Regions from separate parts of the Homo sapiens genome. Here regions 1 and 2 are each linked to region 3. The links are chromatin loops, found by intact Hi-C in ENCODE. Cell type or tissue: CD4-positive, alpha-beta T cell. All regions are shown on one strand.

Evidence for each region. Peaks named below come from ENCODE experiments on the same cell type or tissue, not always from the same donor. Only the 100,000 strongest peaks of a DNase experiment are listed, where the experiment ranks them.
Region 1: a loop joins it to region 3, with 2.1 times the contacts of the local background. A loop is called at or near these places in 5 of 110 quality-filtered maps.
Region 2: a loop joins it to region 3, with 4 times the contacts of the local background. A loop is called at or near these places in 6 of 110 quality-filtered maps.

What each region holds. Positions count from the first base shown.
Region 1 is chr7:1,985,255-1,987,754 of GRCh38, forward strand. All of the region lies in intron 14 of MAD1L1 (mitotic arrest deficient 1 like 1), which reads right to left. LOC124901573 (a long non-coding RNA gene) reads left to right here. Exons shown (of 3, transcript XR_007060190.1): 3 at 999-1,085. Among named protein-coding and RNA genes, the nearest start is that of SNORA114, 100 kb to the right of the region's middle. In CD4-positive, alpha-beta T cell, no CTCF peak of the experiment used is centred here; a DNase peak (open chromatin) is centred at 1,487.
Region 2 is chr7:2,036,214-2,038,713 of GRCh38, forward strand. The region is part of intron 12 of MAD1L1 (mitotic arrest deficient 1 like 1); the gene reads right to left. Among named protein-coding and RNA genes, the nearest start is that of SNORA114, 52 kb to the right of the region's middle. In CD4-positive, alpha-beta T cell, no CTCF peak of the experiment used is centred here; DNase peaks (open chromatin) are centred at 1,398, 1,973 and 2,018; H3K4me3 peaks cover 1,193 bases; H3K27ac peaks cover 825 bases.
Region 3 is chr7:1,924,691-1,927,190 of GRCh38, forward strand. All of the region lies in intron 17 of MAD1L1 (mitotic arrest deficient 1 like 1), which reads right to left. Among named protein-coding and RNA genes, the nearest start is that of MIR4655, 82 kb to the left of the region's middle. In CD4-positive, alpha-beta T cell, a CTCF peak has its summit at 1,024; DNase peaks (open chromatin) are centred at 845, 1,421 and 2,381; H3K4me3 peaks cover 672 bases; H3K27ac peaks cover 1,308 bases.

The DNA.
Region 1 (2,500 bases), 61 kb after region 3:
GGCGACCGTTCCTCCCTTGCCTGCCTGGTGGCCTGAGCGGGGCAGCTCCCGTTTTCCGCCCAGGACTGGGGCTTTCACCACAGGCTCCGCTGGTTCTCAGGCCTGCAGAGCGGACTGGGCACAGCACAGGCTCTTCCAGGTCTGCTGTGCACAGATGCAGACCACGGGATCCTGGCTCCATGGCCAAGAGCGAGGGCCTCACAGTCACTCTCTCGGGATAGACCAGTCTACCGCACCTGGTGCTCTAGGGAGCCTAACATGCAGCTCGATCTGCTCTCCCCACCTGATACTACCTTTAGATGGTGTGTCTGTGTCTTCGGCTCTCAACAGCGAAGCCGCCATCCTCATGTTCTCTCCTCCCTCTGCCATCCTGACACTTCTTTTTGAATACATGACATGTAGCACTTACATTTCCAGGCTTCCACATTCACTTCATCTTCCAATTCAGGAGATGGAACTCTTGCTGCGGGTTCTTTAGGTAGTTTTCCCCGTGATTCGCCTCCCCGTGCATCCGGTCACCTTCCTTCCTGTACTGCCCCCTACTGCCCCCTCTCCTGCTCTGAGACCCTCCGGGTCCTGTCTCATGCAACCCCCGGCCTCACCGTCTCTTCTTGGAGCGTGTGCGTTCCGCCCAAGCCTCACAGACTCTACCGCCTCGTTAACTTTTGTTTCTTGGCAAAATGTCTGGATAGAATTTTCATCTGCTCAATGTCCACCGTTTTTCTGTGAAACTTTTTCTGCCACTTGTTTTTGTTCTTTTTCTCCTTTGCTCTAACACAAATGCATGGAGTAACCTTTACTGCTCACTGCTGAAGATGAGTTTTATTGAATCCGGCTCCGTGCACAGGTTCACAGTGGGGAAGGACAGGCCTGCTTCCTTTTATCTGAAATCCAGTGACAGTTTTGCTGCGAGTCCAATCAGCCCCCAGTAGCTCCCTCCGGCAGGAGAGAAAGGACACCGTGAGTTTTCCTAAGAGCAAATGTTCTGTCTGCCACAGATGCGGCTTCAAGTACGTGTGATGCACCTGTGTGACCCCTCAGCTCAGCACCAACCTCTGCTGCAGCTTGGAACCACACGCCAGTCCAGCTTGGAACCACACGCCAGTCCAGCTTGGAACCACACGCCAGTCCAGGGACCCCCGTTCCAGCTGCCGCCGGCCCCCGCACTGCGGAGCCAGGGTCAGGGGCCGCCTCTCGCAAGGGCTCACGCCGGCAAGGGAGTTCTACTCCGCGGCTCCCTCGCGCCGGCAAGGGGGTTCTACTCCGCGGCTCCCTCGCGCCGGCAAGGGGGTTCTACTCCGCGGCTCCCTCATGGAGCTGCCTCCACCCGCACTGCTCCAGGCTTCCCCGGGGATGTGTCTGCTCACTGCGTCTGCTCACTGCACTCTCCTGCACCACGGGCTTCCTGCCTCTGCCTGGGGCTTGGTTTGCAGCTGCATTTCTGTTTTGTCAAAATTTAAGTGCCATTTTGGTTTTCACGCTTCTTGTTATTTGTAGATGATTTCCAGGAAACAAGGGGGAAATGCTGACGTGTGCCACAATGTTCAGAGCAAAAAATCAAGCCCTTTTATTTTAATGTGTAACCTTAGACTCATAAGTAAGCTCCCAACTGTATTCTCAGAGTAGCCAATGCCTGCCCCCTTGAGCCTGTGCCCGACACCCCCAGCCATGCTGCAGGTCCTCCACCCACCCTGCACCTCCCCGCCAGGCCAGCTCTCACCCCTACATCCCCCTCCAGGCCCATGGCACAGGACAGTAGCCACAGAGGGCCAGACCCATGATCCATGTCTGTGGGCCACCTTCCACCTACACCCCCCGCTCCCATCCACCATTTAGATCCAGTGGAAATGCCGCCTTCCCCACAATCTGTCCTGGCAGCTCCCTCACCCCTCCCCTGCCAGCTGGAAGTGCCCACCCCCACTCCTCTGTGACCGCACCCTCTACTCCACCACACCACATGGTGACTGGGCACGTGACTCTCCTCCCCACTGGATGGGACGTTCCCTGGAGGAGACGTGGTAACCATGTAGGGCCCCATTGCCAGCACAGAACCTGGCACACAGTCGGTGCTTGGACGGGCACACGGGTGGGCAGATGGTGGGCACAGACGCGGCAATGGCCACTTCCCAGGCACGTCCAGCGTGTGTGCGGCCGAGCTCGGAACGGGGAGGTACTGGGGCGGGTCTAAGTATCCCGGATGAAGCGAAGAGAGCCGCCCATGCTGAGCACACAAGCCCCGGAGTCTGCTCTGCTGTCCGCCAATTTGAGAAGCCGTGTAGACATATCAGTATTTAAGGGAAGGAAAGCCATCGGGGAGGGGGGGAGAGGCAGGTGGGGGAAGAGCAAATGCGAGGATGGTCCCGGGGTGCTCTCGGCACCAACTGCAGTGCCCTCGCCCAGCCGCCGGGCCCGCACGGCAGGGCCACGGCCGCCCGGCAGCCCCGGCTCCACGTCTTTTCTCCTGCGGGCTCGGCAGCCGAGAGTGGAGGGTGCAGAGGGC
Region 2 (2,500 bases), 110 kb after region 3:
AGAGCTGGGGTCCAGGCTCCCAGGCATGAGCGCGGGAGCACTGACAAGTCGGGACAGAGCTGGGGTCCAGGCTCCCAGGCATGAGCGCGGGAGCACTGACAAGTCGGGACAGAGCTGGGGTCCAGGCTCCCAGGCATGAGCGCAGGAGCGCTGACAAGTCAGGACAGGGGAGGACGATGCATTCCTGCGCCACCTCCGTGCGGGGAACCAGAGCTCCAGCCTGAATCCCTTAGGGTTGGCTCAGAGTCCTCTCTGGATGAAGTGTCTAGTCTGAGGAGGACAATCCATCCGGTCGTGAGTTTGGACTCTTCCTACACACAAAGGCCAATATATCAAAATTAAATCCCACGGAAGCCCAGGTTGTCACTGGAGAGCATTCCCCAAGCTCCAGGCAGTGGTAAATCAGAGGCCTGAATCCACTGTGGGCCCTCTTTTGAACAGAAGACAAAAGGAAGAGCTTACCCCTAAAGGCAACCCAGCAACCCAGACGTGTGCCTGTCCCACCTCCCCAAGGCCAGGGCTCCTGATCAGAGGTGCTGTAAAGACTCAACAGCCCTGGCAGTACAGGGAGCCCAAGCAGGTGTCGGAAATGACACTGGGTACCTAGAATCCTAAGAACTAAGCTGTCTACAGATGCAGACCAACCAGGTGGGAGGTGGTCAGCTAGATCCCACCAACGCCACTCATACCCACCAACGCGCACGAGGCACGCTCCGCCTCCTGAACACTCCTCCCAGGGCTCCTCCAGCACTCCTCCCACAGCTCCCCCCACAGCACGAGCTTCCGCGTGCCCACCCACGCGCAGAAGACCTCCACCTGCCGCATGCTCCTCCCACAGCTCCCCCCACAGCATGAGCTTCCACGCGCCCACGAAGGTGTCCAGCCATGCAGCAAACGTGGATCAGGCCCAGGTACACATCAGATCTCACCGGTTCCAGTGCCTTCTGCCACGTGGAAATTTCGGCTCCTTCTTTGTCTTCTTAATAGACTCTTCTTTTTTTTTTTTTTTTTTAGAACGGGTTTAGATTTAGAAGAATGGAGAAGATGGTAGAGACTTTTCACATATTCCACACCCAGGTGCCCCACTGTTAACATCTTACACGAGCACAGTGTGCTGGCCACAATAAGGAGCCAGCATGGACCCAGGCACGCCTTGCTCTCCTGGACTACACAGATACTGTGCTTCTTACAAATGGAAGGCTTGTGGCCGTCCTGCCTTCGGCGAGGCACCATGTTCCCAACAGCATGTGCTCCCTACACGGCTCTGTCACATCTGGTAATCCTCATGGCGTTTCAGACATTGTATCACTATTATATCTGTTGTGGTCTGTAATGGGTGGTCTCTGATCTTACTACTGTCATTGATTCTGGGGCGCCACGTCCTGACTGTACTTCCGACATTGCATCACTGTTATGTCTGTTGTGGTCTGTGATCGGCGGTCTCCGATCTTACTGCTGTCATTGATTCTGGGACGCCACACACTATGCTCCTCAGACGGCAAAAGCTTCACCGACCAACGCTGCTTGTGTCTGGCTGCTTCACTGACCAGCCATCTCCCTCCCTCCCTCTCCTTGGGCCTCTCTATTCCCTGGGCGACACAACAGTATTAAAATCAGGCCAATTAATAACCCTACAACAGCCTCTAAGCATTCAAGAGAAAGGAAGAGTCGCATGTCTCTCCTTTAAACCAAAAGCTAGAAAGGATTAAGCTTAGTGAGGAAGGCGTGCCAAAAGCAAAGATAAGCCGAAAGCCAGGCCTCTCGTGCCAAACAGCTCGCCAAGTTGTGAATGCAAAGGGAAAGTTCTTGGAGGAAATTAAAAGTGCTGCTCCACTGAACACACCAACGATAAGAAAGTGAAACTGTCTTATTGCTGATACGGAGAAGTCTGAGTGGTCTGGATAGATCAAACCAGCCCCAACATTCCCTTAAGTCAGAGCAAGTTCCACGAGGCTGAGAGAGGTGGGAAAGCTGCAGAATTCAAGTCTGAAGCTAGCAGAGGTGGGTTCATGAGGTTTACATTAAGAGGCAGTCCCCATCACATAAAAGTACAAGGTGAAGCCGCAAGTGCTGACGGAGAAGCTGCAGCAAGTTCTCCAGAAGATCCAGCTAAGAGCACCAATGAAGGTGGCCACACTAAACACCAGATTTGCAGTGCACATAAAACAGCCTTCTGCTGGAAGATGCCGTCTAGGGCTTTTACAGTTACAGAGGAGAAGTCGATCCCTGCCTTCAAAGTTTCAGAGGACAAGCTGATGCTGTTAGGAGATAATGAAGCTGATGACTTTTTTTTTTTTTTTTTTTTTTTTTTTTGAGACACAGTCTCACTCATTCTGTCACCCAGGCTGGAGCACGGTGGCACAATCTTGGCTCACTGCAACCTCCGCCTTCTGGGTTCAAGCAATTCTCCTGCCTCAGCCTCCCAAGTAGCCGGGATTACAAGTGTGTGCCACCACGCCTCACTAATTTTTTGTATTTTTAGTAGAGACAGGGTTTCACC
Region 3 (2,500 bases):
CCACAAACTACTTTTTGCCTCTTATGTTTTATAAAATAGGCATGACAGTTAAGAGCAAGAATTGTAATATTTCTTGGTGGGGTTTTCCACATATAGAGAGTAAGTACATAGGACTACTACAACATAAAGGGAGGCAGGGAGAAGCCTACGTCGTGGTGAAATCCTGACGTTTCCACCTGAAATGATAAAATATGAATTATAAGTGCACCGTGAAATGTTAAGCTTGCACATTGTAAACCACAGAAAAATCACTTTAAAAGTATACAAATAGATATAATAAAGACATAGATACATCAAAATGGAGTATAAAAAAGGCCAAATAACCTGAAATAGGTAGGAAAGAGAAAACGGGAATAAAAAATGGAGGACAAACAGAAAACTAATCATAAAATGTACCTAAATCCAAATGCATAAAAAATTACATTAACTATAAATGGCCAAAACACATCTATTAATCGGCAGAACACACATACCTATCAGGTGCACATGGGACATTTTGAGGTTATCAAATTATCAGCTACCAAATAAACTTTAAATTGCAAAGAAAGTGAATCGTAGAAAGTGCGTTCCCTCAACATAATGAAATTGAACAGAAATTACCCAGAAAATCAGGGAGAGACACTTTGAAATTAAAAAGCATCCTTCTAAATCTGTATGGATCACAGCAGGCATCCTAGTCTATTGGCGGCGCTATCACAGAATACCTGAGATTAATTTATAACGACCCGAAGTTTATAGGCTCACAGTTCTGGAGGCTGGCAAGTCCGAGATCAAGGCACCAGCTTCTGGCAAGGGCTTTCCTGAGGCGCCATCACATGGTGGACGGCAGGAGGGCAGATACAGAGAGCCAACTAACAGAAGCCCCTTTTACAACAGCACGAATCCACTCACCAAGGTGGAGCCCACGTGACCTCAACGCCTCCCAGGAGGCCCCACCTCCCAACACCATCACTCTGGGATGAAGTTTCCAACACGTGGACTTTGGAGGCCACGTTCAAACTATGGTACATCTTAATGGAAATTTGAAAATGTTTTGAACTGAACACACATAAAAATACAACATTATCAAAATGTGTGAAATGCTGCTAATGCAGCACTCAGATGCAAATTTCTAACACGGAACGCTTACGTTGGAAAGCAGAAAAGATCTCAAATATGCAATCTAATCTTCCACCTGAAGAGGCCAGAAAAAAAGGAGAGCAAACTAAAACTAAAGCAGGCAGAAGGAAGGAAACACAAAACTACAACAGCAAAATATCAATGAAACCAAAAACTAGGTCTCTAAGGAGATCAGTGAAATTTATACATCTCCAGAAAGGCTAACAGACAAAAAAAGAAAAAAGAAAAAAAAAGACATAAACGACCAGTATCAGGAAGGAAGGAGTACCGCTACGAACCCAGCAGGCACGATAAAATCAGCGAGGCAAGAGCACAGACAATTCACTGCTCATACATTTGATCACAGATATAATGAACCAGTTCCTCACAATAAAAAAAACCCCAAAACCTACATTCTACCAACATTCAGCTGAGATGAAAGAACTCACTATTCCTGTAATGATTAGAACCTGCCACAACCACAATCCCTAGGCCCAGATGGTTTCACCAGCAAATTCTACAAAACATTTAAAGAAGTAACACCAATTCTATATAATCTCCTCTAGGACATAAAAGGGGGAATACTTCCAATTCACTTCATTCATTACGTGTATACTACAACCAGACAAGGGCAGTACAAGAAAGCTACAGACCAATATGAACACAGACGTGAAGATTACTGACGATGTCAGCAAGATGAACTCAGCAACATGTAAAAATACTATGCCATAACCAAGGGGGGGGTTTATTCCAGGAATGCAGAGTTGGCTCAACGTTGGAAACTTCCCAAAAAAATCACAATGACACACTGTCAATCACACTAACGGTGTAAGGGAAAAAAAACATACGATCCCATCAATTGATGCAGGAAAAGCATCTGACAGACGCCAACATCCTACATGATAAACACTCTCAGCAAACTAAGAATGGAAAGAGCGTTTTCAGCTTGATAAGGAAAAACCACAAATAAACTGCAGCTAGCAGCACGCCTCATGGAGGAGGATGGACTGCTCTCCCTGCAAGGTGAGGAGAAAGGCCAGGATCTCTGTTGCCCCATCTCCTACTCAGCACCATACTAAGGTCCTAGACAGGGCAACACAGCAAGAAAACAAAATAGAAGACATATGGATCTTAACAAAATAAGCAAAACTGTCCCTATTCACAGGTGCTATGACTGCAAAGGATTAGAAAACAAAATCAAAACAGCAACTAACCCAGATGTAAGAAGTGAGTTCAGCAAGGTCATGGGTTACAAAGCCAGCATAAACATCCGTCATACATCTACACACACGCACTGAACACCTGGGACCCATAAAAACAAGCCTACAAATAATTACATAGCTCCAACACTAACAATAAAACCAACAAAACCATGTGTATTTCTAACAAAAAAGGGGTGGGT